2 separate regions of the Homo sapiens genome follow, and region 1 is linked to region 2. Evidence: chromatin loops called from intact Hi-C (ENCODE). Cell type or tissue: A673. All regions are shown on one strand. Each heading gives the region's core, and the rest is flanking DNA. Links, peaks and the distances in the headings are about the cores only.

Region 1 (16,137 bases), core at 7,033-12,032, 630 kb before region 2:
CAATTCTAGAACACAAGTTGAAAGGTAACCTTAGCTAGGCACATAGGTGGGATATGGTCAGTGGTACAGTGTACATATCTGTAGATGTGAAGAAGAGAGAGACTGAGGAAGCCTTTCCCCAAGAGCCTGTACTTTAATGTAATTGTCAAGAACTCCACCTTCGGAGTCACATTTTCTGATTAATAGCTCTGTTTTTCCACAAAACGACGGTGAGATCGTGAGTAGTTAGCTTAACCTTAAGGTGACTCAGTATCTTCATCTTTAAAAGTGAGATACTGACAGTTCTTACTTCCTGGGGCTGTCAGGAATGCTAAGTGAATTCATACATGTAAGTTAATTAAAATTGAGCCTAGCCATAGGCCTCTTCCATTTGCACTACTGTGACTAATTACCATAGGTTTTGTGGCTTAAGCAATATTTATTTTTCACAGATCTGGAGACTGAGAAGTCTAAGATCAGGGCACCGGCAGATCCAGTGCCTGGTGAGAGCACTCTTCCTGGCCTGCAGATTGCTGTCTTCTCATTGTATTTTCAGATGGTATAGAGAGATAGGAGCAGGCTGTTTTGTCTGTTCTTATTAAGGCATGAATCCCGTCATGAGGGCTCCATCCTTATGACATAATTACATCCCAAAGTCCACGTCTCCAAATACCATCACATTACAGATTAGGTTTTGGCATACAAATTTCAGAGGGACACAAATATTCAGTCCATGGGGCTGTAAGAAACCCTCAATACATGTTAGCTGTTATTGGCAGCAGAGATGGTAAAATCTAAGACTAGATCATCTGCTGAGAATTTTTGAAAGAAGGCAGATGGGGCTGGAAGGAAAAGGTAAATCTTTGGGAAGATGCTATTGAGAACAAAAGAGCAACCCCTGTAGGGACTACCGAAGTATTGACATGGAGCCACCCGAACCTGCTCCTAAAGGCTCCATGCTATCTGGCCTCCTGTAGGCACCAGGGGGTCAGGATCTGTTAGACTCCTAGTGATTACTAGAGGCCTTTGAACCAGTACTTAGTCAATCCACTGCAAGCCAGCTTGACTGCTGCTTACTTTGCAGGCCTAGGAGCCAGGAATAAGGCTGAAAGCTTTTGATTCATTTTTAAATTTAATTTAGATATGGATTGGCAGATTTCTTTGGATAGAATATTAGAATTTGCATGAAGGTTACAATGCTAAAGAATTTAGAGATCATGGACCATATGGTTACAAACCAAAGTCTGGCAAACTACTTGGGTTTCTAATGAATATTTCATTGTGTGCACTTTCTCAGATTTATTGACTGTATATACATGTAGTTCGATGAAATTAGAAAGAAAAGGTCAACAACTTTGTGGATGAGAGAATTTCTATAATATTTGTAAATTAAATTTATGATAGCAATGTTTTGTGATTGTAGGTGATAATTACGAAAATGAAGATCACTCACTGGATTCCAAATCCATGTCAGTAATGATGTGTGGGCATTGAGGAAAAGCAAGCAGAAAACTAGCAATGTTAATTATTAAAAAGCAAAGGGCAGTGAATTAATATTGTGACAAACTGGAAATAACAAATAACTTACAATTATCAAAATCATTTCTAGAAAATTAATAGAATGAACTAAATTTTGTTATATGCATAGTTATATATAAATGTTTTACCATAAGGAAGACCCAGTACTATGACATCATTCTTTTATTTGAGAGAGGTCTTAGATAATATTTGAGGATGTCTCATATACCTCTCAGTTAATAACAGAAAACATTAAAGAATAGAAATAACCAAATTGAAATTGGAAACTAGAATCTTGGAAGAGATTTCCACAGTTATACAGTTCATTAAACTCTTTAGAGCTGTGTTGTCCAAACATTACAGGTGGAGAAATCAGTTTGGTTGTTTGCAACCAGAATTTTAAAACATTGAATAAGACAGCAAATATTAGAGTAGTAACAGCAACTGTTCTATGATATTTTCATTTTGTGTGTGTGCATGTATGTGTGCATATGTGTGTGTGTGTTTGTATAGGGCTGTGATATAAAATGAAAAGTTTGAAAAAGAATATTTTAGAATATATTAGGGAGAGGACACTTAGGTAGAATAGGAAATTATAAAACACACATAAAATTGAATTATTAGCAAATCTTAACAATGAATCAATTGCTCAAGCTCTGTGATATAGTTTGGCTGTGTCCCCAACTAAGTCTCAACTTGAATTGTATTTCCCAGAATTCCCACGTGTTGTGGGAGGGACACAGGGGGAGGTAATTGAATCATGGGGACTGGTCTTTCCCATGTTATTCTCGTGATAATGAATAAGTCTCACGAGATCTCATGGGCTTATCAGGGGTTTCTGGTTTTGCTCTTTCCTCATTTTTCTGTTGCTGCCACCATGTAAGAAGTGTCTTTCGCCTCATGCCATGATTCTGAGGCCTGCCCAGCCACGTGGAACTGTAAGTCCAATTAAACCTCTTTTTCTTCCCAGTCTCAGGTATATTTTCATCAGCAGTGTGAAAATGGACTACACTCTGCAAAACAGATTATTAAGTGATCATTGAGAAGTGTCTTGAAAAGACAAATATAGAGGAGTTGAAATACATATCCAAGTCCGGCTCTTTGTCAGAAGACGGCATGGAATTTAGTATTATTACTAGATCTCATGAAAGTATAAGAATGAGATATCTTCTGATCTGAGGAGACCAGAAACCAAAACCAAGACTTAGAAACTGAAAATATGGCAGGGTTTGAGGCAAGCATAAAAATTTCGTCCAAATTTTCAGAGGTTATTGATAAGAGGAAACTTGGACATGCAGGCAAATTTTTATGTTGCTGTCTTTTCTTTTTCTCCCCTCTTTTAAAATAAATGTTTTGGCAAATAAGATGTCTAACATGAGAAGCGCAGGCAGGCTTCTCTTGTCCAAATGGAAAGTGGTATGTAATCTGTGTCATATTTTTTCCTACTGCTTTTTGTTGGGATAGGCTGATGGCTCAATTTATGGAAAAATAATTGCATAAACTATGAGTCTTGAGTGATGTATCAGTCAGGATCTCCAACTCTTCTCCTCTGTATGTAACTCTTTCGTGGAAGTTAGAATACAGTTTGAGGATAGTTTTGATATGGTGTCTGTGTGCTCTTCTAACCCATGAGTTCCTTAGGGAAGAGACCAGTCATGTTTGTTTTTGAGCCATCAGCACTTTTGAGCAGTGCTGACTTCCTCACAGTAGGAAAGCAATATCTATTCATTGACTTGAACAGTTGAATTAATCTGAAAACAGGAATAAAAACCTATCAGAAAAGTGGAAACAATAACTTAACAGTCATAAGGAGTACCAAAGACCTAAAAGTTATCAAACACATACATTGGTTAAAAATAAATGAAATGCACCTGGCAACTGGTTTAACTCTTTACTTAGTTGTTTTCATGCCTTTGAATGCTTGTTATTTTCTTCTTCCTTAAAAATAATGGGTGACTTAATCAGGAACACTGGTGTCTGATAAGTGGTGTACTTGACTTTTCATTCTTTTCTTTTTTTTCTATGAAACAGATTCTGACAGAGACCCTTCATTTTTGATCTATTCCTTGAAGAGGTGGCATTGCCTAACAATTTTAAGCCCAGTGCCTTTGTTTCCAGAGACTTTTACCTACGTTAAATGCTGTGGCTAAATGCTGTGGCTTTACCTATGTTAAAATGCTGTGGTGGTATTTCTGCAAGTTATAGAACAGCTCCAGTCAAATTGGCTTTGAAATAAAAGGAAAATAGTAGCTAACTGAGCTATAAAGAGTTATCTTATAGGGTTTTGGAACAGTTTGTTCAAGATCTCAGCTTCTTTCTTTTGTGAAGCTGTTGCCCTGTCCATTTTTCTATGCTTATTAGCTTATCTCTCAGATTTACTTTTATTATGGTTAAAACATTTTCAGCAGTTTGAACTCTTACATGTGTGTACTGAAATGTCTGAGTGAATAGAGTGTATCATTGACTTACATTTCCCAGAAAAAGGTTTGAAATTTATTTGTTCTATTTGTTTGGAAGCCTTGGATCACATGATCACCTGTGGACCACTCGTAGGAGTGAGGGAAAAGGATTGGGTGGACAGGCTTAGACAAAGTTCAGTATTCTTTCCTGGCAGTTGAGAATGGAATCACATTTCTTGCAACAATATTGGCGAGGAAGGGAAATCAGGGCGTTTTCTTCCTCTTTTTTTCTTGCCATTTATATGTTGGAGAAATAATGCCGTTTGTTCTGAAAATTTCTACGATTCTTGATTTGGCCGATTGCATCCTCAAGGTGTTATTTGACACACTTTCCAATTCCCTGTGATTCCATCGTGCTGAGCGTGATGATGAGTGGTGTACAAAGAATGAAGAGTCAAGTATGCCACTTATCAGCGTGGGGGTGAGGGAGGAAGCAGATCATGACTCAAGTGCCACATATCTTATTTTTATTTTTACTCTGATTTAGTAGATTTTTTTAAAAGTGGTTTTTATTTGCTGTATGCCCATAGTACAATTTTCAGAGACTTAAAATGCTTCTCATTATGTAAATTTCCCCAGTTATGACTGCTTTGCTGGAAAGTGAGTCCATAGAGCTCTGCATGTCACCTTTTTGGAAGTGGAACTCGATGTTATGCTGGATATATTTGAACTTGCTTTCTGCCATCTTTCTGATATATAGTTGTTCCATTTTTGTATGCATTTTGCCTTGTTTGGGTTAAGATTTTTTTTTTGTTTTTTCGTTTCTTGCTTTATAGAATTTTCTCTCAATTTGTATGGAATGTATATAGGATATTTCTTTGATTGATTATCTTTGAAATTTTAACATATATGTTTAGCTTAAAAAGTGTCAAATTAAATTAGTCGTCTTAAGTGGGGGTGGTGATTTTGTCCCCAAGGTATGTTGGGTAATGTCTGGAAACATTTTTCTGCAACTTCCATGTAGTGGATAGAGGACAGAGATCCTGTTAAACATCCTACAGTGTGCAGGGCAGTCCCTCACAACAAAGAATGGGCTAGCTCCAAATTTCATTGGTGCGAGGTTGAGAAAACGTAAGTTAAACAAGAACTGAATCCCCCATTTGTATTAATATAAGGCACTTAGAATGGTTCTCCTTCCTTATTTACATACTCTTTTTGTCCAGTATTTTAGTTCTGTCCTGTATTATTGTTAAATCCCTCACTCACACACCCATTGTTTTTATCCCTCTAGTTCCTGTTTACTATTTATAGGTTTTGAAGCTTTCCCTACATTCTTAAAACCAGCCGAGCTACAAATGCAGTCAGTATCCTTCCTAAGATTTAGGTGTACTATAGTGACAGGGCCACTTAGAATACCTAGTCAACTGTAACACCAAGATAGAAGTCCCCTCTGTCTCTTTTAGCATGCCATACAAAAGTATACTCAATAAAAGATATTTCATTGTAACTATCATGCCTGAAGTTCACAGGTTAAGGAAGGGGTGAATGCACCATGTTATTTTGCAAATTGTGCTTTGCAATGAAGCTTATGCTGGCAAATGGTCAGCACCAGGAAACTCTGGAGGATTGCAAGGTAACAAATACTGGTGTTTTCTGATAAAAGTCAAGTTGGTGAAATCGGCCTGTTCTACTGTGTTGCCTACATAATTTGCTTGTCTGTGCAGCCAGATTTTGAGTTCAGATTCTTCAAGATAAAACCACCTCCATTTCTTCTAGACACTGATGGATCAACTTTATAAAACACCAGTGTATAATAGCAAGAACAGGTGCTTGATTCTTCCCTATTAGGGGCCCATCTTGCCGAAGGATGGGTAGTCAGTGCTGTCACTGGGTGCTGTGCAGAGCTGTCAGGTGTAATAGCTCATCTTTGACTTCCTTTGTTTTGGGAACCTATTCTTGTCAGAGTTGGAATAAGTAATTTGAACACTTTAGTTACAGCCAGCAGAAATGGAATCAATACATGCCAAGATTAACTTCAGTGATTAATCCCAGAATCAATGAACCAAATGATTATCATTTCTCTCAGCTGAAAATTCTGGGATAGAAGATTGTGATTAAAGAGCTGGGTTAATTTTCATCGGCTGGCTTCTGCAGCAGACGTAGCTGAAGCCACTGGTTTGTTTTGTTTTTTTTTTTCTTTCACTTCCTTTGCCTTGCAATTGCTCCAGCAATACCTTCATGCTGCAGCCAATTCCTGTTTCACACGGTGGGGTGTTCAGAAGCCAGATTTGACAATGATGAGAGGCAAAGTTGACTTAGCCTGGGATGCTAAATCTCCAAGGAAAATGCTAACCTAGTGAAACTTCTAACTTTTAAATCAGAGTGATTATTCTGACTCTGTTATGGGTAGGCGGGTGTTCACTGTCTTTCAAAGGAGAGCAGAAGGAGGCTGGAAGAAAAGCTGGGGATATAGCAATTTCAGTAGAGGTGCTTCCAAACAATGACACTAGGCATAATGTATCCCCTGCAACTAGTAGGACTGTGGGGTTACCATGTGCCAAGCATGGTGCTCAGTGTTTCATGTATCTTTTTTTTTTTTTTATTTAAAGATCATATCAACTCTCTGTGGCAGGTGCTGTAAATATCCTCATTTAACAGATAAGTAAACTGAACCTTAGTCACTGCATTATCTTTCCCTAAAACACACATTTAGCTTAAACTCAGGTTTATCTGATTCATTATCTTCTGGTTTCAGTTGCTTAAGATCATCCAGATATGGCTAGGGGAGATGGCTCTTTTTATGGGTTCAACTGTGTCTCCCCACAAAGATATGTTAAAGTCACAACTCCTAATACCTCAGAACATGACCTTTTTGGAGATAAGGTCATTGCAGATGTAATTAGTTAAGATGAGCTCATAATGAAGTAGGGTGGACCCCTGACCCAATATGACTAGTGTCCTTATAAGAATACATCCATGTGAAGACAGACACAGATGACAGAGGATTGGAGTGAAGCATTTACAAACCAAGGAATGCCAAAGATTGCCCACAAACCACCAAGCTTCAGAGTGAACATGACCCTGACAACACCTCGATTTCAGACTTCCCAGCCTCCCAAACTGTGAGACAATACATTTCAATTGTTTTAAACCATTCAGCATTAGTGGTACTTTGTGACAGCAACCCAAGGAAACTCTTGGGTTAAAGGCATATGCATACACGTGTTATTGGAAAATGTATTAAAATGAGCAAGCAACACATAATGCCTAAAGCCCTCTGTGTATAGAACACAATGTCCAAGAGTGATGGCAAAGTCACAAACTTGGTCTGTGTGCTTGGCTAACAAAATGCTTGTGATTTATTTCTCATATACTAATTGCCAGGCGTTATCTGGGCTGAGAGTCCATGTCACAAGATGAGCTCTAACTCTGGAGCCAGACCTGCTTTGATATGAGGCTTTATCATATCTGAGCATTGAGACCTTGGGGGAAATGACTTAATCTGTCCTTTGTCTCGGTTCCTTATCCGTGAAATGGGGAAGATGATCCTAAAGAGGTTGTTGTGGTCATCAGGTAAGCTAATTCATATAAGGTGTTTAGACAGTGCTTGGCATATAACCAAAGTTATTGCTGTGCATTCAATAACTGTGTGAGGTGGGTAATGTGATCCTAATTTTATGAATGAGGAAATGGAGGCTTAAAGGGGCTAAGTTATTTCTCCAGGACCGTAAAGACAATAAGTAACAGAAGGGGCATGGAACCCCATGTTCATGTCTCCAAAGCTGGGAGTACTTTCGTCCCACTGCACTGCCTCCCAAACCAGAGCATGCAGCCTAGTCTTGAAAATAAGGAGCTGGTGCACATCAGAAGATTAATATGAGTACGTGCAATATGTACCAAATGAGTCCCATGGGTAGCCTGACCATCCACTGAGAGTGTTCTTGTCTTGTTGGGACACATGGAGGTTTCTCTCTGGAGGAAGTGGGATTTCCTGTCATGTGACATGGTTGAAAGAGCTGGTCCCCTCTCACCATGTCAGAAGCATCTATCAGTCTGACTTTAAGGTTCAATAACTTTGGAGAATACTGTACTTGAAAGAGAGGGGAAGAGCACACAAAGGGGAGGGGAAGTTGAAGACGGGTAAGTTCCGTTTCATCTCCCATTAGGCTTATGAAGTAGGGTGATCGGAGACTGGATATCAATATTTTTAAAAGCCTTGTTGGCTAGAAATGTCATGATTTTTTTTCTTCTTGCTGTAGGGATGGAATAATCCGCACCCCCTAGAGCCAAACATAACATTTCAGTGGACCCTTTTTTATGCAAAGCCAAAGCCAAAATCTAGCTTCAAAATGGAAACGTTTAAGACAATGTGGAACTAAATGATTTGCTTACATAATAATCTATATGCCATTTTTATTGTGGACCAAACTTCAGGTTGAAAAGGGAAGATTGGCATTTCACTCTTAAGTATTATTTGCCAGGGTAGACACACATATCAATCACATACACTGAACATTGGGATGGTGGGATGTGTTAAAACAATTTGAGGTTCCAGAATCAAAGAACACCATCTGTGAGAGTGAAACACAAAAGCCACTTCAAATAAAATGTTCCTGAACTCTTAGCCTCAAATCACTTTGTTGATAAAATTACTGAGCTTGTTCCATTTATATCCATATTAACTTTTAACCTCTGCACCATTCCAATAGTAAAAGATTAATCACACAGACTAATGATGCGGATTAATGAGGGAAAATCTGAATCACTGAGAATACCAATGCCAAAAGTGTTGAACAAGAATGCAGTTTTATTATTTTCATGTGGCATATATACAAATACTAAGTAGTAAGTTCCAAGTATAAAGCTTTTTTAACAACCCCACATGATATAATGTATTGAAAATACTTCCACATGTTGAAAGATTCCTTGTACACGTAAGTGAATTATTGAATTGCTGAAGGAAGCCTTAAGAATCTTGGCTGCCAATTTTAGTCAAGATCTCTTTTAGTTGCGTGAGCTTGAGTATACACAGAGGAATTATCTTGAAATTTAACTCTACAAGACCCTCAACATTTAATCAGACATTCACAATTAATAGGTTAGTAACTATCAATATTTTCTGATATATCTAAGTATGCTGTCCGAGAAAGTCACCATTGCTTTGGTTTGGGAAGGTGTTCCTTTGTGTAAAGAAGCAGAGGACCAGCAGGTGGCAGTGTATCCCCACCTGTGGGAGGAGAGTTCCTTGGTCATGCATGAAAAGCCCCCCGCTCAGGCTGGAAACAAATAACATAAAAATATTTCTTTACTCTGTGGAAAGTGGAAATTCATCAACCATTTTCTTTTTTTCTTCACACAGCTGTAGAGTGTTGGTGAAGTACCTCCTCTCAGAGTCCTTGTCTTTTGGGGTGACACGGCCCTGCCAGCTCACAGGTCCTCGGGTGCCCTTGCCATTTCCCAGGGCGGATATTGCAAAGTCCTGCCAGAGACCACTCAGATGCCTGTGTCACAGTCGCCCAATATGAAGTGTGTGCTCTCCAGAAAAGCAGTATCCTCCAGCACACTCTCGGGTTAATAGAAAGGGTGCTAGGGGAACACAAGGGATCCCAATTCCTCACTGCCTGAGATGATAAAACATCCCTGGGGTGATGCTCAGCAATGCAAAGACATGAATGAATAAGCTGGAAGGAATCTTGGAGTTCCTGGCTATCCTCTTCATTTCAAAGAGAAAGCAACAATGGCAAACCAAAATTATCCACCCCAGACCACCCAGCTCATTATGTGGTAAAGGCAAGACTAGCACTCAAGTCTCCTTGCAACCCAATTAATCTTTTTTCCCATACGTTTACAATGCATTGGTATTAGGCAAAGAAAAGTTCGGCCGGGCACGGTGGCTCACGCCTGTAATCCCAGCACTTTGGGAGGCTGAGGCAGGCAGATCACCTGCAGTCAGGAGTTCGAGACCAGCCTGGCCAAAACGGTGAAACCCTATCTCTACTAAAAATACAAAATTAGCCTGGCTTGGTGGCGGGTGCCTGTAATCCCAGCTACTCAGGACGCTGAGGCAGGAGAATCACTTGAACACCAGAGGCGGAGGTTGCAGTGAGCTGAGATCACGCCACTACACTCCAGCCTGGGTGAGAAAGAGAGACTCCATCTCAAAAAAAAAAAAAAAAGAAAAAAGAAAAAAAAAGTTCTGAACAGGTCAAGGGAAAGGAAATGCTTTTGTTGACTGGTTTCTGTATTCCAGGCACTGTGCTTTTTTCTTTTGTACGCACAGTCCTTCAATCCCCAGCTGCTAGCAGATGTGATTATCTTTTCATATATTCATCACCTGAAGTGCAGAGGGGTTGCATGAGTTGCCTGAATCACTTGGCTAGTAAATGGTGGTAGAAATTTGTGTCTCACACTTGCAGAGAGAAGCAAGAGTCAGTTTTTAGAAGTCTTTAAGCCCTGAGCAGGGAGGAATGTGTAAGGATTAGAGGACCAGCATCAAAGGTTGGCTCCTCCTTTGTCTTTGTAAATACTACTCTGCCTTTCATGTTGTGCTTTCCCCAGTCCCATTTTACATTGGAATCTTCCCACAAAACTTTCTCTGAACAATCCATCTCAAAGTGCTTAATCCTCTGAACAAATGTATTATTTTTGCTTATCAGGCATGTATCATTTACTGCTTTTAAGAAACAATGATCTCTTTGTGTAAAAAATAATATTTTCTTCCAGTTTGATGATAGGTGATTACAACTATTCTGATTGCATGATGGATTAAATATTTAAGAAACCAGTTGGGGTTTACAAAAATAGAATGAATCCCTTCAGGGAACATTGATAATACTCTCTTAAGACTGATATTTTCTAGTTCTCTATGTTGAGAATCTTTTAGAATGGGGATCAGTGCCCTCAACTCTCCACAAGTGTTGAACTAGTGACCTGGTACATTGGTCGGGCTACCCTTGACAGCTGCAGGCATGTGGCTTTTCTGGAGAAATGAAGCAACTGTCAACTTTCCCATAGTCTAGTTTCTATAATTCATGCAGTGTGCACTGTGTAGAAGGTGGATCCTGGGATAGCAAAACCAGAGTGACTTAGATTATATAGGCAGTCATATGTGGACTGGCGTGTTAAAATTCAGTCACCAATGGAGTAGCTTAGAGCTAACTCCTCCCAACAAAGGAATTGCATGTTGAATGGCAACCATCATCACGCACAGTAGAAGTCTCTTTTTGAGGAAGTATTTTTTCTAGGTAAAGAAAGAGGAAGTGGGCCATCGGTGGTTAATTTACTGTGTTGAGTAACACTGAAAGTTTCCTAGTTCCCAAACAGGGTGGACTAGTGAAACTAAGGTGATTTTTCTGCTCATAAGGTCACACTTATGTGTTATACTACATTTCTGGGAATCTTGTCATAAATCTGCATCACAAAAAGTAACCTGTATCTATCTCTCTAAATCCTGAGACTAAGTCATATACTAGGTATTTTATTCCTTGAAATACCAAAATCAGAAAAGGTAGAATGGAAAAATATATAGCTTTAGAATCAGACAGGAGTGAATTTGATTCTTGATACTGGCATACATTAGTCACTTGAGCTTACATATCACATCAGATCTCATTTTTCTGCCTATGTGCAAAGTGAGGATAATAACATCAGCGTTAAAGAGGATTGGATGAGGGAATGTTAAGTTTGTGAAGCATCTAGAGTAGTACATGCCATTTAATAGTTGCTTAATATAAAACAATAACAGTTATATTAACCAATGAGGCAAGGCCACTTGAAAACGGCTTGCCATTGAGAAGAGAGGGAGAAACGGTCCTATTTTTTAATGGCAGGCCAGTTGCTCACTCACTTGTTCTTTCATTCATTCGCTCACGCACTCACACACAGTATTTTACAAAACCTGAGCTAGGTACAGTTATTGAATGACAACGTGGTAATTTCTTAACTTTAAAAATGAATTATATTGAGATATAATTTTATATTATACAAACATATTTTCAAGATAACAAAGATTAGAGAGAATAAATAAAAATGGAAAATAGAGAAACAATAGGGAACATCAACAAAACCAAGAGCTGGTTCTTTGAAAAGATCAACACATTTGATAAACTTTAGCTAGATTGTCTAAGAGGAAAGAAGATTTGAATTACAATCAGGAATGAAAGAGGGGATGATTTTACAGAAATATAAAAATAATCTTAAGAGTGTACTATGAATAATTGTACACCCAAATTGAATAATTTAGATGAAATGGACAAATTCCTAGAAACATACAACCTACTGAGACTGAATCATGAAAAAATAGAAAAGCTAAATAGACATAGACCTAAAACTACTAAAAAGACTGAATTAATAACCAAAACCTTTCAAGAGAGAAAAGTCCAATATTAAATTACTTTACTGGTGAATTCTACCAAATATTTAAGAATTACTACCAATATTTCTCAAACTGTTGCAAAAATTTGAAGAGGAAGAAATGCTTTCTAACTCATTCTATAAAGCTTTTCCTCTAAGAAGCAAGATAAGGATGATTTGCTTTTGACACTTCTTTTCAACATAGTACTGGAAGTCCTAGCCAGAGCAATTAGGCAAGGAAAAAAAATAAAAAGTATTTACATTGGAAAGGAAGAAATAAAATTATTTTTGTTTGCAGATAACACATTTTATATTTAAAAAACCCCAAGATATTACAGAAAAACTGTTAGAAATAATAAATAAATCAATAAATAAACAAATTCAGCAAATTTGCACGATGCAAATTCAAGACACAAAATCTTGTGTTTCTATATTGTGACAATGAACAATTTGAAACTAAGAAAATAATTAGAAAAAATTAAGTAAACAATTCAATTTATAATAGCATCAACAAGGGTAAAATACTTAGGAATAAACCTAACCAAAGAGGAAAAAGACCTGTACATTAAAAACTACAAAACACTGCTGAAAGCAGTTAAAGAAAACACAAATAATTAGGACTACATTCCATGTTCATGGACTGAAAGACTAATATTGGTAAATTGTGAATACCACATGAAGACCTACAGATTCATATAATCTCTATAGAAATCTTGATGACTTTTCTTTCAGAAATAGAAAAATCCATCCTAAAATTCATATAGAATTTCAAGGAACCCTGAATAGCCAAAACAATCTTGGAAAAAAAAATGAAGTTGGATATCTTATACTTCCTGCTTTCAAACTTACTATAAGGCTATGGTAATCAGAACACCGTGGTACTGATATAAAAGCAGACACATAAGCCAGTGAAATAGAATACAGATCCAGAAATATACCCTTGCATATATAGTCAAGTGATTTTCAACAAGACTGCCAAAAATATGATGAAGAAAGTGTAGTCTTTTTCTGCAACAAATGGCATCAGAAAATCTAGATATTCACACATAAAAAAGTTGGATTTTTACCTTACACCATATGCACAAATTAACTCACAATGGAAGGAAGGCCCATATACAAAACCCAAAACTATTAAATTCTTAAAAGAAGACATAAGGTAAAAACTTTATAACATTTTATTTGGCAATGACATCTTGGATGTGATATCAAAAGCACAGGCAACAAAATAAAAAAAATAGGTAAGTTGGATAAAATTGAAATATTCTGTGCATCAAAGGACACTCAAACTGAGTGAAAAGGCAACCCAAAGACAATCCACGGAATGGGAGAAAATATTTGTCAATCATATATCTGACAAGGAATTGATATCCAGAATATATAAAGGACTCCTACAACTCAACAACTCAACAACAAAAAGCTCAGACAAACCAACTTAAAATACGGGCAAATGATCTGAATGTATATTTTTCTAAAAAATATACACAAAATAGCCAATAATGAAAAGATGCTAAACACCTGAAATGCAAATCAAAATCACAAGTAGATACTACCTCAAGCCCATAAGAATAGGAACTATACATAGATATATAAGTATGCATAATATATTTACATGTATATAATATCTATACATATATAAATGTATTTGAATTTGGTAAAGATGTGGAGAAATTAGAACATTTGTGTATTTCTGGTGGTATAGCCACTACGGAAAACAGTATGGCAATTCCCCAATATATTCAAAATAGAATTACCATATGATTTGGCAATTTCATTTCCGGATTTATAAGAAAATGAAATATGATATACTCAAACAGGTGTTTGTACACCCATGTACACAGCAGCATTATTTACAATACACAAAAAGTAGAAGCCACCCATATGTCCATGCACAGATGAATGGATAAACAAAATGTGGGGTGTGTGTGTGTGTGTGTGTGTGTGTGTGTAATGAATATTACTGAGCCTTAAAAAAAGAAAACTGGCACATGCTACAATATGGATGAGCCTTGAAGAAATTATCCTAAGTGAAATAAGCCAGTCATAAAAGGACAACGTTGTATGATTCCACTTCTATGAGGTACGTTAAGTAATCAAATTCTTGGAGGAAGAAAGGAGAATGGTGGTTGCCAGGGGATGGGGAAAGGGGAGAAAGGGGAGTCAGTATTTAACAGGTACAGAGTGTTAGTTGGAAAAGATGTAGAAGTTCTGGAGGTGGATCGCTGTGATAATCTCACAGCAATGTGAATGTACTTGATGCCACAGAACTGTTTATTTCAAAATTGTTAAAATAGTAACTGTTGTGTATATTTTACCATAATTAAAACATGTCGGCCGGGCGCGGTGGCTCACGCCTGTAATCCCAGCACTTTGGGAGGCCGAGGCGGGCGGATCACGAGGTCAGGAGATCGAGACCATCCCGGCTAAAACGGTGAAACCCCGTCTCTACTAAAAATACAAAAAAGTAGCCGGGCGTAGTGGCGGGCGCCTGTAGTCCCAGCTACTTGGGAGGCTGAGGCAGGAGAATGGCGTGAACCCGGGAGGCGGAGCTTGCAGTGAGCCGAGATTGCGCCACTGCACTCCAGCCTGGGCGACAGAGCGAGACTCCGTCTCAAAAAAAAAAAAAAAAAAAAAAAAAATGTCTGTTTGCAAACATAGTGGCTCAAGCATACTTGTGACTAATGGGCAACTTGTCTAAAGTTATAAAAACAGACCTATTCTATGTGAATAGTTTAATGAGATTGACAGATATATACATCTGTGTAACCACTAGCCATCCATGTAACCACTGTTCCAGGAAAGATATAGAACATTTCTATTACCTGATTATTTCCCACATGCCTCTTATTCGTCTATCTGACCCTTATCTTCAGCCTTAGGCAGCCGGTAATCTATTTTTCAGTCGCTGTAGCTTAATTTTGCATATTCTAGAACTTCACATAAGTGGAATCAGAGCATATGTGTTCAATTGTATCTGTCTTCTTCCACCTGGCATAATATTTTGGCTCTTATTCATGCATTTGTGTGTATTAACAGTTTGTTCCTTTTTTATTACTGAATAGTATTGCAGTGTATGAATTTACCACCATGTCTTATCCATTCACCTGCTGATAAACTTAGGTAATTTCCAGTTTTTTATTATTATGAATAAAGTGTTCAAGTATTTGTGTTGATCTATGTTTTTATTTCTCTAAGGTAAGCACTTTGAAATGGGATTGCTGAGTCATATTTTACATGTATGTTTAACTTTATAAGGCATAGCTAAACTATTTTTGAAAATATTTGTACTAAATTACATGTCCACTATGTATGAGATGGTGCAATGTATGAGATTACCAATTGCACTACATCATTGCCACACTTGATATTTATAATTTTAAAAATTAATTCATTTAAGTAAGTTTGTAGAGGTCTTTCATTATGAATTTAATTTGCATTTCCATTGTAATTAAGGAAGTTGAGCATTTTTTCATGTTCTTAATAGTCATTTGCTTATCTTTTTTTTGATGGAATGTCTGTTAATATGTTTTGTCTATTTCTTAATTCTGGGTTATGTATCTTCTCATTGTAAAGTTGAACTAACTTCCTGTCTATTCTTTTGTATTGTCAAAGAAGCTGTAGGTTCCTTGTCAGAGATGTAAAGCAAATGTTTTGCCCAATTTCTGTCTTACCTACTTCTTAATGGTTTTGTCTAAGGAAAAAACTTTTTTAGCTCTTATGAACTTGGAATTTTCAATATTTTTTAAATGATTCCTGTTTGTTTGTTTGTCTTTTGTGTGAGGTCTAACAAGTATTTCCCTATACTAAGTTGATGGATACTTTCTTCTATGTATTTTTTTTTTTTACTTTTTATTTTTTGAGCTCTTAGAAATAGCACTATAATCTATTTTGA
Region 2 (16,137 bases), core at 5,401-10,400:
AGTAAGTTACATTTGAGTGAGGCATCTAACTGGGAAAATAAGGTCTTAGAATAAATACAAGGAAAAAACAATAAAGTAGAGAAAATTAGTGAATCATCAGAAAACCTAAAGGCACACTGCTCTCTACAAAAACATCAGGAAGTCTCCAAAAAGAAACAAGCACTATAATCTGGAATATTCAAAGAACAAGAGTAATATTTTTTCAATTAAAAATTTGAACCCATACCCAAAAACACAGAAGTGCTGGAATTTTAAGCAATCTCTATCTCACAGAAGGTAGAAAAGCCCTAGTAACAAACATTGACAATATGAGCAAAAACTCTAAAAATCCAATCAAAGAAGGCTAACCTCATGTAAATAGATAGGCTTGAACAAAGAACAGAGAAAATGAAGATGATAAAATTATCACAAAATATGCAACAAAAAAATTCTATAACAGAAGAGTATGGGTCTTCAGTAGGATCTTCAAAAGACTCAAGACAATAACTAAAAATAGAATCCCCAAATATACCATTATGAGATTCTAGAAGATATATGTATATATATGGATACATCTTCTGTATATCTCTATATAGATATATATTGAAGATATATGTACTATATATAAATATAGATATATAGAAGATATAATTTATATATAGCCTATAGAACATATACACCATATATTTATATATAAATATATATTTATATATCTTCTCCCTATATATCTCTATATGTCTTCTAAATATTTATAGAGAGAGATATATAGAAGATCTATCGAGAGAGAGAGAGAAAGAAAGAAACAGCAGAAAGAAAGGGAAGGGATAAAAGAGTTACTTTCAAACATTCAGTAAGGAGAGTTGCATTGGGCTTTTCAAAAGTAATATTCCCTTTTAGCATAAAATATAAAGGATATTTCTAACTTAGAATTTGAGAGTTTTTAAAATAATTACACATATGTAAGGTAAAATTAAGACTTTTAAAATATTCAATGTCTCAAAAATACCACCTATGTACTATTTTTCAGAAGGTTGTATGATTTTATGATCCAGTAAAATGAGGGTCTGGGAAATAAGAGAATCAACGCAAGAGAGAAAGATGGGTAATTTGAAGAATGATATGAAGGGTGAAATAAAAGGAAATCTCTGAGTCCTATCCATCCAGAAATTCTAAAAGCAAACAGCAAGATGAAATGTGACCAGGATTCCAGAAACTTCCTGAAAATAGCCGTACCTCTCAGGCTTTTTATAACACTGGGTAGAGTTAAAGAAAAGTCTAGAAAATGTTAAGCAGATGTATATAAAGAAAAAAAATGGAAGAAATCATTGTCCAGGGCTGGACACTTGAGTGTGCAAACTTGGGTGTGCATCAGAATCTGCTGTGTGTTTATTAAGTTGCAATTTGCTGTATTGTGCTCTTCCCAACTCCAACCCCCAACATGCACACACAACACACACATCTGCCCAAGGGTTTAGTGTAATACTGGGGAAAGTAATGAGACTGGTTATGAGAGTATACCAAAGAAATGTTGGAAATAAAACAATAATTTTGCATGATGAGAAAAAACCTTTTCTGGGTTACTGACTAAAACAGAAAGCGGGCAGGAAGGTATAAGGCCCTTCTCCCTTTTCCAGCTTTGCTGTCTCCTTCAAGTACTTAAGACCAGAAATGAGATGTTAAGCTAAACTTAGAGAATATTTTAAAATTTAAATATGAGAGTAATGATGATGGGTATTGAGAAATTCATTTAGGAAGAATCCTACCAAAAGCTAAGTTGCCATACGGAGTTTCTCTAATGAGAGATATGTTGTTTTGGAAATACAAGACGTGGAGACAAAATAAATAAGGGAATTGTGTATGCTTTAATTTAGTTAACATTAGCCCCCAAATAATATTAGCTTTATTTTGTCTCTTACAAAAAAAGTAAAGTGAAACTTGGGTTATTTAGCAGCTCTGCGGAAATCAGGCGACTTCATTTCTGTTTCACTACACTAGTCTAGCACTGGCTGCCATCTTAAAAGTTATTTGATGCTCACAGATAACTGAGGAAGCTCTAACTGTTCTGGGATCTAGAGTGGCAGAAAGAAGAATGTAGGAGAAACACAATAGCACACTTCCCAACTTAGTGTCTTGCATGTGGGTTTTCCCCAAATCCCACACATTTCTGCTTAGATCTCATTGGTCTGAAGGTAGTTTCATGCCATACGTTGCTGCTGGTGAAGCACAGAAATGCCGTCTTTTAGCTAGGTTTTTGCATTTCTAAATAAGTTGTAGATTCTGTAATTAAAGAATGAGGATGTAAATGTTATTGGCAGGCAACTGGCAGGTGTGTCCCTGAAGCCCAATACAAAAGCTTAAATAGGAGTACTGTGTAATGTTTGCTATAGTTTGAATGTATTTATCTGTCTAAAATTCTTATGTCAAAAACTTAATCCCCAAGGCAATTGTATTAAGGCAATTGAGGGGTCCGTTAGGTGGTGATTGAATCACGAGGCCTCAACCCTCATGAACGAATTAGTTCCCTCTTGAAAGAGGTGCAGGGAACTAGCTAGCTCCTATGATCTTCTTGGAGACACAGCATTGGCCCCTTCTGCCATGTGAGGACACAGCAATAAGATGACATCTTGGAAACTAAGAGAGGATCTCACCAGACACCAAACAATGAGTTTAGGGAGAGAAGAGAGTTTCAGGAGAGAGAAATGAATGTGAGAAGTACAGGAGTTTCCAGGAGTCCAGATAATGAGTTCTTTTCAAGGGACTATATATATGTCCCTTCTCTAGCTTTGCCAGGAGAAGTTTAGAATATACAAATTCCATTTCAAAATAAGAAACCTCCTGTACAGTTTTGGGGGATGATAGATATATTATCCAAGCAATGCAAAATGATACATTATTAGCTGGAGTTTTTGGCTCCGAAGTCTGAGATAAAGCTACGTTAAGCAGGTTGAACCATCTGGGACTTCTTCATATGCTAAACTCCTAAGCAGTCTTAGACTAAACATGACAAAGCTCTATTTATCTCCCCCTACATTAATTCACAAACCTGACTCTCAGGCCAAACCACTGTGATGCAAGGAAATATAAAAAGCAGATCAACACACACACATGTCTGTCAACGTAAATGGAGAGGAGTCCTTGGCCTGGTGCCCAAGTTGAGCACGCACAGTACAGCTATTATGTGCAAGTTGCCCTCACATTGCCATGCCTGGCCACAGAGTGCTTTCCAGGGTACACATCTAGTACTTGATATGAAAGTTTTCAATTTTTCAGTCCATGACCTCACTGATTCTTTAAGGTAAGTACATTTACACAAGAAGCCCAGCTCCTAAAGAGGTTGTGTCTCTTGCCCTGATCAGAGTGGTTGAGCTGCTTTGTAAAACAAGGAGCCTGAGTCCATAGCATTCACTCTTAGCATTCACTCTTTCCCACTATGCTACTATTAATGTCTCGTTGACAAAATATTTTCATTCATGTTCTCTCAGTTGACCTTCTCAGCAAAACTGAGAAACACAAAGTAGGTATTGCCAGTATTTCACTATATAAGTTAGGAAACCAAGGTTCAGGGGATTTTATTCAATGTCCACAACAGCTAACTGGCAGAGTGGGGGTGACATGTTTTATAATCCCAAATCCAATTATCTTGCCACTCTGCTATCTCTCAAAATTTGTAAAGTTACTGCTGTTTTCTGTTTTTAACTCATATCTAGGCAGCTTCAATTCAGTCACATGCTTTGGAGAATAATATAATGCATTTCTTGAAGATCTGGGGTCATCTATTGGAGTTAGATAATGACTTGTACACTTATTTTACACATTACATTGCAGTTGATAATAAAATAGGAGTTCTGAAAACAGTAGAATCATTTGAGGCTTTACTAAATCATGTGGATCACTACCCATTTCTGTCTGGACATTTATAGATTCAGAATTCATTCATTTAAATATCAGGGCTCCTAAGTCAAATACACACACACACACACACACACACACTGAGTTTATTACAGAATTTGAGGTAGAATATATGTCCTTTAGTTAGGTTGCGTTTAAATTACTCATCCTGCCTATGGAGTCTGAAACAACAATATGGAAGAATAGGATTTCAAACATGTGAAACATTATTGTTGTAAAGCCAAATTAAGTAGATGGGAGATATTAAAGTTAAGGACTGAACAGAAAATGTATGGGACATAGATTCAGGAGATCTCAGCGAACTATAGGGAATGTTGGAAGAAGTTGTTGACACATACACAAAACAGTACTAGCATAATGCTGAGTCAATTTTCAACCCCAGCTTTTAAAAGCCAAAAGCAGTCTTTTAAAAAGAGTGACTGACATCTAATTAAGTTGCATTATGATCAGGAAAGACTGCCATTCCCAAACCTTTTACAAAGTCTTTATTAACTTACTCAAGTCTCAATGAAGTCGTTTTAAAGCCAGAGGGAAAACATAAAGAGGCATACATGTCTATTAAATATTTAAAAAGAAAAGAAACACTGTGCTCACTTAAGAAATATCACCACACTAAGTCATAATTTTCATTTTGCCATACATTTTTATCATATCTTTTTTTTCTCTTCTTGCCTTTATATTCTTTATTCACACATCTCCTTTATTTTTACTCTGGTTTCCTTTGACTTTGTACACAAACCTAGTCATGTACTTTAATACAGCTTATTTATTCCATGAATTCCCCATCCTAGAGTTTGTGATATATAAAATTGTAATTTCCGCTTTATAAACACAAAATACATTTCTGTAGTCAATAAATAGATTTAGTGTGTTATATTGAATTTATTTTCACATGTTGTTTTTAATTTCTCATTTTATCTTTCTGTCTTCATTTTTTATTCTCTATAAATATATTCTACACTAAATACTTCATCAAGGTTTTGAAGGTAATACATTTTGTTAGCTTTTTTATGTCTGAAAATATGCACCTTGATTAATACATTTGGCTGAATATATAATTTGAAGTGATAGTTACTTTCATTCAACATTTTGAAGACAATACTCATTTTTTTTGTATCTGGAATTGTTTATTCTGTTATTATTCTGTGATTATTCTGTAATTAGCCTAATATTGTGTCTTTATATATCATTTTGCTTTTTTCAGGTAGTTTCAATATTTTCTGTCTAACATTGATACTCGCAGTTTCACTCCTTTTTATCTAGGTATGAGTTTATTTTCATACATCTTTGTTGGCACTTTTAATAAATATTCCATCTATGAACTCATTTTTTATCAATTCAGATATTCTTAGTTATTGGATCTTTGAGTGTTTAATCTGCCATTACCTTTATTTTTTCTTGAAACTCCTCCCATAATTTATTAAAAAATGTGTTAATAATTTCCCATTGCCTTTTAAAACCTCTCATATATTTTATTGGTTTTTCTATGCATTACTATCTGGGTCAATTTCTTGTTAGTAGAATCCAGTTAGTGTATTTTCACTTTTCCCATGTTTAGTCTAGGTTTTCAAAACTGTCTCAAAATTAAAGATGGTCTCTGACTCCTTGAGGGTTCAACTTGTGATTTTTCAGCTTTATGATGGTATGAAAGTGAAACATATTCCGTAGAATTGTACTCTGATCCCCATAAAACCATTTTGTTTTTCATTTTCAGTATGGTATTCAATAAATTACACAACATATTCAACACTATTGTAAAATAGCCTTTGTGTTAGATGATTTTGCCCAACTGTAGGACTTAAGGGAAAGAGATATTACAAAATGAAAAGAGAACTTTGAGTCCCCAGACTTCTATGGGCATGAAGACAGTTGAGAAAACAACTTAGCTGCAAATACAAAATAATTTTTTATGAAAAATCATGGATAATTTAAGAAGTTAGAGCCAAGGTCCTAGAAGGGAAGAACTGAGAGTCATGATGAATCATTCTCAAGCAGTAGGACTGAGAACTCATCAAGAAAATAGCTTTTAACTGTCTGCCCAGTATCTTCCCTTTTCTGACCTACTTACATAGGGAATTAGCATGGCAGTCTCAGGAAGTGATCTCATTTTTTTTTTTTTTTCAGTCTACTGTTTTTTTTGAGAGAGAGACACAGTGTCAATCCACAAGGGCGGTTTGAAATATTTCTCTGGATAGAAAGAGATGAAAATGACCCAAAGACCATACAAATATTGAAATACTACATTCCCAGCTCAACTCTAACTGTAGGCCATCAAGTTGTTGTTACCCAGTGTGCATGGTTGCTTGCTTTTCTCCAGAATCTTGAGAAATCATAGATGGAGTGTCTGACAAATAAGTTGATCCAGGGCTAGAAGTTTGCTGGTGAATATAAAGAAAAGAGAAATAGGGCAAAAAGTTGTATATTCACACAAGGGTTGTTAAGCTTTGTATAAACCAATGTTCCAAATGTAGGCATGGACATTAAAATAGGAGAGTTTGACTCGGAGAAAGGCAGAGATCAGGGAATGAGCAACCCCCTTGCTTGGATGACCTAGCTGCTTCAGAACAAATGGGTGATGGATGGATGTGTGGAAAGACGCGTTTAGAAAATAGATGTCTGAATTTGATATTTTGGATTTAGACATTTTAGGATTATCTAATGACTCAAAATATGATCATGTGAATGAGTAGAATGGAAGTAATGTTTACCGGAATTGAATAGTTCCATTTAAAGCATTGGCTCGGCAATTCTCATAGACACCAATTTCCCCAGCTGATGGCAAGACCAAAGACAATTACCTACCTGATAGAATAAGTTAGTCAATGGTAGGAGGCTGAGATGTTGATGGTTTGACCAGATTGGTAACATGAGCAAGTAGTCATATTGTTATTTAGCAAAAGTAGATATTTAAACAGTGTATGTTATGTATATGAATGTTACAACCACCTAAGTAATGTATATATATATATAAAATCCTGAAAAATTACAAGAATTATATAGAACAAAATGTTAACCATGCTCAATATCTTTGTCTTTTCTAGTTTTGTACATTTTTCCTTCTTGTTCTATATAGTTTTTTCATAATAAAAAATGAGAAATACATCTCTTTAAGCCATATTTATGAACTTTGAAAAATATTAATGACATCTATAAATGTTTTAACTGTCTTTATCTTATTTTCTTGTGGTCACACGTTACAGTTCTCATAAAAAGTAATTTATCATTAAGTGATATTATATAAGAAAAATAGTCAAGAATATTAACTAGCTGAATATTTTCATTTTCATATCTCTTTGCCTTTAGAACAGTCATGTATCTCTCTCCTTTATGTTTACTATGTGTAAAAGAGTGAATTGTTCTGAACAGTCCTTAAAATGGTTTCCAACTCTAATATTCTAGTATTTTAAAGTGTTTGTTAATTACGTACAATGAACTAATTATTATAAATAGTCTCTAAGATAAAAGACACATTTTGGGAGGCCAAGTTGGGAGGATAGCTTGAGCCCAAGAGTTCAAGACCAGCCTGAGAAATATAGTGAGACCTCATCTCTACAAAACATTAAAAAAATTAGTCAGCGTGGTGGTGCATACCTGCAGTCCCAGCTACTTAGAGGGCTGAGGTGGGAGGATCACTGGAGCATTGGAGGCAGGGGAAGTCAAGGCTGCAGTGAGCTCTGATAGCACCACTGCACTCCAGCCTAGGTGACAAAGTGAGACCCTATCTCAAAAAAAAAAAAAAAAAAAAAAAAGGCAAAGAATGAGATGGAATCCCTGACTATAAAGCTATTAAAATTGAGATGATCGTATAACCATAATGTCCCAGAGGATATTTTCCTGACATATGTGTATAAGTATCACGTACAGTTTTGGGGGTGACCTTTAATAAGATTCTAACATAATTATGCTTGTCATGATTTTGCTTGAAAATAATTTTACTAGAAAGTTTAGTAATTTCTTTATACCTAGGGCATATGAATAGTGATGGAGGTATCATATCTAAAACAGTGACATCTGGTGGCTTTAAGTGAGTCTTACAAGGTTACTATATTTAAATTTTAATATAAATGAGAGTAGTGAGGCTAAGGTCCGTAATAAAATGCGACAAATATGTTTACATCTATTTCTTTTAGAAAAGATGCAAATATTTGTATATACATGTAGTTTTACCTTACACAATTATGATGTAAACTCTATTATTAAAAAGCAAAAGACACAAGATACCTTTGGTCCAGTATTCATTTTTGTCATGCTATAGAAATTAGAAAAGTCCCACGTTACCATCATTTTATGTTTACTTTATATGTTATCTATTCCAAAATGGAAAATTTTGATTTGAGAGGAAAAAGGGCTATTCATCTGAAAAGCCCTGTCATATTCCTTGACTTTATAAGATATAAGACGTAAATAATATGAAAAGTAAAGCTCTCTCTCCCTGTTAGACTATTTTTAAGGCTAAGTTTTCCTTAAGACCTTTACTTTTCAGAACAATTTTTCTTTTCTTGCATCTACTGAATCAAATATCTGAATTATGATCTCTTCCGAATAACCATAACTTCTCTCATCTCTACCATTTCAACTCTCCAAAAGGTTGAGATTATAACTAGAAAACACTTTAAGGGCATAATGCATCTTCGATTTCTCTGAAGTCTTCCCTGGAATTTGTACAGTGCCAATAGTGCTGAGAACAAAGTTATGCGTTCAATAAATTCTTACTGAAATGACAGTCATCCTGATTCCGCCTTATTTACCACTGTAGTCATTTCCCTCTCAACCCCAAAGTAAGCCCTCATTCATATAACCTTCCTCTTTCTAAGGCTAAACTTTCTGCCTAGTCTCTTGACCCCACCTCCAACTATCTCTTCAGGGAACTTGCTCTATCAATTACACATTCTCTTTCCAGACTTTTCAATCATTTGCCTTTCACTTGATGTCTTTTTTTTTTCTGCTTTAAAAATGTCTCCTCCACAGTTGAAAACAAATCAAGCCAGCCAACCAAAAAAGCAAGCAAGAAGCAACAAGAAACTTTTTACCTCAAGCATAATTGTCTTTATTTCCTTTCATGGCCAAAATTCTAAAATGTGTCAACTTTGGTGCTTCTTTTGTATACTCTGACTCACAACTAATTTAACAGTATGTCTCCAGCACTTTGTCAAAACTTTTTATTTGAATTACCTCTCTGAGTACTTTTTTGGTCCTAAAGAACTTATGTTGAGAATCCCACATTTATCTCCCCATACCCAATTATATCTGCTATTCAAAGTGGCATTATGTACATTGTGCAATCCCGTGCCTTTGTGTCTTGAAGATTCTGGAGTAATAGTGTATTTTACCTACATTAATGTCTCATCAGTTTGTCCCTCATTGATGTGGGGCTCCTACCTGACAACATTTTGTTCAGGCCTACTTCAATCATGCTTATACTTTTTTTAAAAAAAGTATTTTGTTGTTATTGGTACTGTGACTTAAATTATCCTTCTTTTCCTCAAATTCAGAGGCTCCTTTCCACCAAAGTCAAGTCTCGGTTCATAGAAGGTAATAAAAATTTGTTACTTTATTAAAATCAGTTGTAAATTCCGCTGAAATCTCTTCCACACTAACACGTTTGCTGATTTTTTTTTAAACAAATGTTTTAAAATCTCTTAAGTAAAAAAGCCAACAACTACTGAAATAAACTCACTGCTCTACCCCATCTTCATATTGAAGAAGTGAATGCATTAATTTATGTTTAAATAACAGTATTTTCAACTAGGTGCAGTGGTTTATGCCTATAATCCCATTGCTTTGGCAGGCCATGGTGAGAGGATCACTTGAGGTCAGGAGTTCAAGACCAGTATAAGGAACATGACAAGACCCTGTCTCAAAAAAAAAAAAAAAAAAAAAAATTAGTCGCATATGGTGGGGTGCACCTGTAGTTCTGGCTACTTGAGAGGCTGAAGTGAGAGGTTCACTTGAGCCTAGGTGTTCAAAATTACAGTGAGCTATGATTGCAATACTGCACTCCAGCCTGGGAGACAGAGCAAGATCCTATCTCTGAAGAAAAAAACAATTGATTATGCTGCATAGCAATCACGCCAGGTATTTTCTATAGCCTAAAATCTTGACTATGATTTATCTAATATTATTCTCACTCCAGTTCACTTCCAACAAGATGTCTTTTTATTACTTCAGCCTTAACATTTATTACTTTAGTCTTAAAATAGACTTCTATTTTACTTCAAATTGTCTGCTTTGTCTGATTTCCCTCTAGTTTTATACTCCTGTAAATAAAAATAATTTTTATTTATTTCTACTGTGAGTTTCTCACATGAATATGGTTCTTCATACATATTTCTTGTATATACATAATTAGATTTACTTGGTTATTCACTTGTAAGATTCATTTGTGGACTTGGTAATTTATGAAATTCCTGGACTCATCAGATTTAATATGAAATAATAATGTGGTCATTTCTTGTTAAAGAGAGAAGTATGTGTAAGGTGAGACATTTATAGTGAACATTCTCTGCTATATTTCTTAAAATGTACATATATATCAGGCATAATAAGTGTGTGTATTTGTACATTTTTCTGCTTTGTATGCATTCCATTGCATACTCTTTTTCTTGTAGGTACAACTTCAAAAACAATGACAAAAGGACTGACCTTGCTAAGGTAATATTCTGTAAGTCGTAACATCTACCTTTACCTGCACATCAGGAGGTTGATGTAATTGTATGTTAACTGAAGCTCACTTAAGTACTTCTCTTTAACTTATTTCTTTGCTCAGAACTTTATAAATTCAATCAAATAATTATATATAAAGATGATTATAAAATATTATATATTGTAATATATGTATAACATACATACAGACATATTCAAAATATATATTTTAACTGTAACAAAGTACAAGTTATGTACAGATATAATTACCACAATTCCAGCACAAGTAATGGGAATAGCTTAGGTCTGAATCTGATTTGAATCTTCTGATTTTATTATTTCAGCTAGTGATGCTCTATTGATCTTTGAATGTTCACATTAGTCTATGTCAGATGCTTAACCTTCTGCATCTGAACTCATAAATTAATTTGTCTGTCATTCTCAAGTTGCTGAAAACTCAAAGGTTAAATGAATAATTGTCATCTATTTCTATATCTTCAGTTCCAAATATTATTATTATATGTTTCACAGATTTATGCACATTGAAATGCCAGGCACATTTACTGCTTCCTAGAGTGCTCTGAAAACAAAAACAAAAACAAAAACCTTCTACCAAGTTCCTAACATCCTAACATCTAAATAGATTAATATCTTTGACCATGTTATGAGAGGTTAGATGCTTATACTGAGAATGCACATAGATTTGAGGCCTGAATAATAAAGTTATTCACAAGTCTATATCAAGTTCTGTTGTATAACTAAGGACCTCCAATTATGACAATAGAAAGTTTGCTGTTTAAATATTTGGCAACCATTTAGGTATATGCTGTACAAGGTATTAGTGGTTTTGAAAGAAAGTACAAATTCAAACTGATCAATAGAAAAATATAAAATAGCATGAATATTCAAAAAGTGAGAAAGTTATTTCAGTTTGAGAAATGAGTTTATGAAGATGATATTTAATGTGTATCTTAAAGGCTAAATTAGTCTGATATTTAATGTTGAGGGTAATCTAATCATCTACATGGCCTTTGAAATATTATGCTTAGATCACATTTAGGAAGAACTCCCCAGTCCCCTTTTGTATTTAGATTCAATCTATTCTACCTGTGATTTCCCATGGACATATAAACCTCTAGCTTTGCTTGTATATTTTTAGCATAAGATACCTCTCACTATATCTTGTAAAAATGGTTAGGTTAGGGATTACAAGCTTTTAAGGAAGTATCAGCTTTTAATTTTAGAGAAGGCTTGAGTCACCAACCATGGTGGCTCACACCTGTAATCTCATCACTTTGGGAAGCTGAGGGGTGTGAATCACTTGAGCTCAGGAGTTTGAGACCAGCCTAGGTGACATAGTAAGACCCCCTAGCTACAAAAACTAGAAACAATTAACCAGGTGTGGTGGTACATGCCTGTAGCCTCACTACTTAGGAGGCAGAAGTAGGAGGACCGCTTAAGCCTAGGAAGTCAAGGCTGCAGTGATTGTACTACTGCACTCCCACCTGGCAGACAGAACGAGACTTTATTTCAAAATAAAGAAAGAAAGAAAGAATAAGAAACGAAAAAATAAGAAAGAAAAGACCTGAGTCAGACAGACTTATGGTCAAATTCTTTATCATCTATGATTTCTTCAACTGTCAAATACTACAATAATGGTAATTTGCAGGGCTTATAATAAAGGTCAAATTAAATAATACATCTGATATTACATTAGATAGTTATACAATATTGCAAGTACTCAAAACATGGTAATTAATTTCTAATACTTGTTTTTAAAATTACATTGAGGTGATAAGATTTTTGTTTAAGAATGGTGTATTGAGTCCAAACTCTTGTTGCCTTATATGTAAGAAATTCTTCTAAAATAATAGAACAGTAAAAACTTAGCAACAACCAAAAGTGAATAAAATAATGACAAACATAATATACAAATAACATTCTACAATAAAATTTTGGAAGCTCGAATGCAAAGTAGACTGCAGTTTTCTCATTTAGCAGACTGGAGAAATCTGAACCTCAAGCCTACAACAGTAAGTCCACAATCCTAGAAAAATCCAAGGGCAGAAACATAAATACTTCTAATAAGGATATGAGTAATGATAATAAAAACTTGAATGTCTATCTGAGGCTCTTCAATTGACAGATCTTCTTCCCCTGCCACAGAACTATGCTACCTTGCCTCCCTAAACTCCAGTAGAAAACTTCAGGTATGTCTTCTAGTATAGAGATATTAAACTAGAGTTTCTCATGAACAGCCATACTGAAAATGGGGATTTATGGAAAACGTGCAAGGTAAATGGTAGCATCCTACAGAAAATACTCTCTGCACTTCAAAAATACTGTGTAGGACTTTTATCTTCTAGGAAAAAGATGAAATGATTGCCTTCCAAGAAAACTGACAAGTCTAAAATGAAACACCAGCATTTGCTGACCATTGGGCATATCTGTTATAATGACTACTGTTTATGGCAAAAGCTCACCAGTCAGCCATACCCTCCATACTCTCATACTTACAATCAACTAATTATTGCCCTGTTTTTAAATAAGAATGGGACATAGAGCCCAGATTTTTAGTAACATCTTCAATATTAGGCAAAGATCAAAAATAGAAAGAAGAAAAGAAAATCAGAAAGGAAAAGAAACAACAACATGAGTAGAAGAAAACCTTTTTTTTTTTTTTTGAGACAAAGTCTTGCTCTGTTGCCCAGGCTAGAGTGCAGTGGTGCAATCTCGGCTCACTGCAACCTCCACCTCCCGGATTCAAGTGATTCTTCTGCCTCAGTCTCCCGAGTAGCTGGGATTATAGGCGCCCACCACTGCACCTGGCTAATTTTTGTATTTTTAGTAGAGACAGGGTTTCATCATCTTGGCCAGGCTGGTCTCAAACTCCTGACCTCGTGATCCACCTGCCTTGGCTCCCAAAGTGCTGGGATTACAATCGTGAGCCACCGCGCCCAGCCAGAAAACATTTTAAACATACGATAATAGTCTCAAAAGATAAGACAAAGAAATTTCACTTATGAAACATGAATTGAAGTTATAAAGAAGACACTCAGAAAACAATGAAGAGTTCTAGAAAATTAAAAATTGATAGCAAGAATGAAAAATTCACTAGTTGTTTTCTCAATTTTGACTAAACTTCCACAAAGTAAAACATAATTAACAAAAAAAGTATGAATAGTAAGAGCAAAAAGGTTAGGACATTGGATGATTAGTGACAAAAGCTCAATTTCTACACCATAGGGTTTCCAAAATGAAAGAACCGAGGAGAGGAGAGGAGAGGAAATTACAAAGTAAATTATTTAATGAAATTTTCTGGAATTAATATACATTCATTTTCATTTGAGCTTACCAAGTGCCAAGGAAAATAGAGGAGGAAAGAAAAGCAAAGACACTTCATTAGAAAATAAAATGCGTCTGGAAATAGATTCTAGAAACTAAAGGAAAGAGGTGGGTGTTAGTAATCATTATGCCATTTTGAAAAATCAGTAGCATTTCTATACAGCACTTAACATTCAGGCTGAAAGCCAAATCAAGAATGCAATCCCATTTACAATAGTGACAAAAATATAAAATACCTAGGAATGCATCTAACCAAGGAGGTGGAAGATCTCTCCAAAGAAGACTACAAAACATTTCTAAAAGAAATGACAGATGACACAAAGAAATGGAAAAATATTTCATGCTTATAGATTGGAAGAATCATTATCATTAAAATGGCCATACTGCAAAAATCAATCCACAGATTCAATACTATTCTTATTAAACTACCAATGTCATTTTTCACAGAATCAGAAAAAAACTTGTTAAAATTTATACGGAACCAAAAGAGAGACCAAATAGCCAAGGCAATCCTGAGCAAAAAGAATAAAGGCTGATGCAACACATTACCTCACTTCAAATTATAATATAAGGCCACAGTAACCAAAACAGCACCGTAGTGGTACAAAAACAGACATGTAAACCAATGGAAAATAATAGAGAACCTAGAAATAAGCCACACACCTACAGCATGTGATCTTCAACAAAGTTAACAAAAATAAGCAATGGGAGAAGAACTCCCTATTTAAGAAATGATGCTGTGATACCTGTCTAGCCATATCCAGAAGAATGAAACTAGACTCCTACCTTTCACCATATACAAAAATTAACTCTAGGTGGATTGAAACTTTAAATATCAGACTTCGAGCTAGAAGAATCCTAAAAGAAAACCTAGGAAACAGCATTCTGGACATTGGCCTTTAGAAGAATTTATTACTATGATCTCAAAAGCAATTGCAACAAAAACAAATATTGAAAAGTGAGACCTAATTAAACTAAAGATCTTCTCACAGCAAAAGAAACTCTCAGCAGAATAAACAGACAACCCACAGAATGGGAGAAAATATTTGGAACTATGCATCTGATAAAGGTTTAGTATTCAGATTGTATAAGCAACTTAAACAAGTAAACAAGTTAAATAAAAAATAACCCCATTATAAAGTGGATAAAATCATGAAGAGACCCTTCTCAAAAGAAGACATATAAGCAGCCAAAAAACATGAAAAAGTGCTCCGTATCACTAATCATCAAAGAAATGCAAATCAAAACCACAAGGAGATGTCATCTCATACCAGTCAAAATGGCTATTATTAAAGCCAAAAAAGAACAGATTCTGGCAAAACTATGGGAAAAAGAAAACAGTTATATACTATAGATGGGAATGTAAATTGGTTCAGCCACTGTGGAAAGCAGTTTGGAGATTTCTTAAATAACTTAGAACTACCATAGGAGCCAACAATTCCATTGCTGCATATATACCCAAAAGAAAATAAACTATTCTACCAAAAAGAGACATGCACTCAGATGTTCATTGCAGCAATATTCACAACACCAAAGACATGGAATCAACCTAGGAGCCCATCAGTGGTGAACTGGATGAAGAAAATGTGATACCCATAGACTGCGCAATACTATGCGGCTGAAAAAAGAACAAAATCATGTTTTTTGCAACAACTTGGGTACAGCTGGAAGCTATTATCCTAAGCAAATTAACATAGGAAAAGAAAACCAAATACCATATGTTGGCACTTGTAAGTGGGAGCTAAGCATTGGATACTCATGGAGATAAAGATGGCAATGATAGACACTGGGGACTACTAGATGGTGGAAAGAGGTAGAGACCTAAGTGTTGAGAAACTATCAGATACTATGCTCAAAACATGGATGATGGGATCAATCATACTCCAAACCTCAGCATCACGCCATATACCCAGGTAATAAACCTGCACATGTACCCCCGAATGTAACATAAAAGTGGAAATTATGAAATTAAATATATGCATACATACATACTTAAATTTTCTATTGTTAACCTCTTCGTGTTTCTAAATATATGTTTTTCTGAAAAACAAATTTCCCAATTATTTCTCCTACACTGATTTTTTTTTTGAATAAGCTTAGTAAAGATTCCCACTCTCAGTCCTTGAATTTCTAGAAGTAAAATTGCTTAAAATAGAAAGTGTTTCTAAATTTTTTATATGAGACATTATTATTAGCTAATGGAAATCTAGGTGCCAAGGATATTACTTCAAAATGTAAAATTACTGAGTTCAAGCAATATTT

The links. Hi-C counts contacts between places; a loop is a spot of excess contacts. Peaks named below come from ENCODE experiments on the same cell type or tissue, not always from the same donor. Only the 100,000 strongest peaks of a DNase experiment are listed, where the experiment ranks them.
Region 1: a loop joins it to region 2, with 7 times the contacts of the local background. A loop is called at or near these places in 10 of 110 quality-filtered maps.

Annotation. Positions count from the first base shown.
Region 1 is chr2:78,972,797-78,988,933 of GRCh38, reverse strand. No RefSeq gene overlaps it. Among named protein-coding and RNA genes, the nearest start is that of REG3G, 45 kb to the left of the region's middle. In A673, for the core only: a CTCF peak has its summit at 9,101 (motif pointing right); DNase peaks (open chromatin) are centred at 7,863 and 9,133; H3K27ac peaks cover 1,571 bases.
Region 2 is chr2:78,343,164-78,359,300 of GRCh38, reverse strand. No RefSeq gene overlaps it. Among named protein-coding and RNA genes, the nearest start is that of SNAR-H, 400 kb to the right of the region's middle. In A673, for the core only: a CTCF peak has its summit at 7,900 (motif pointing left); a DNase peak (open chromatin) is centred at 7,890.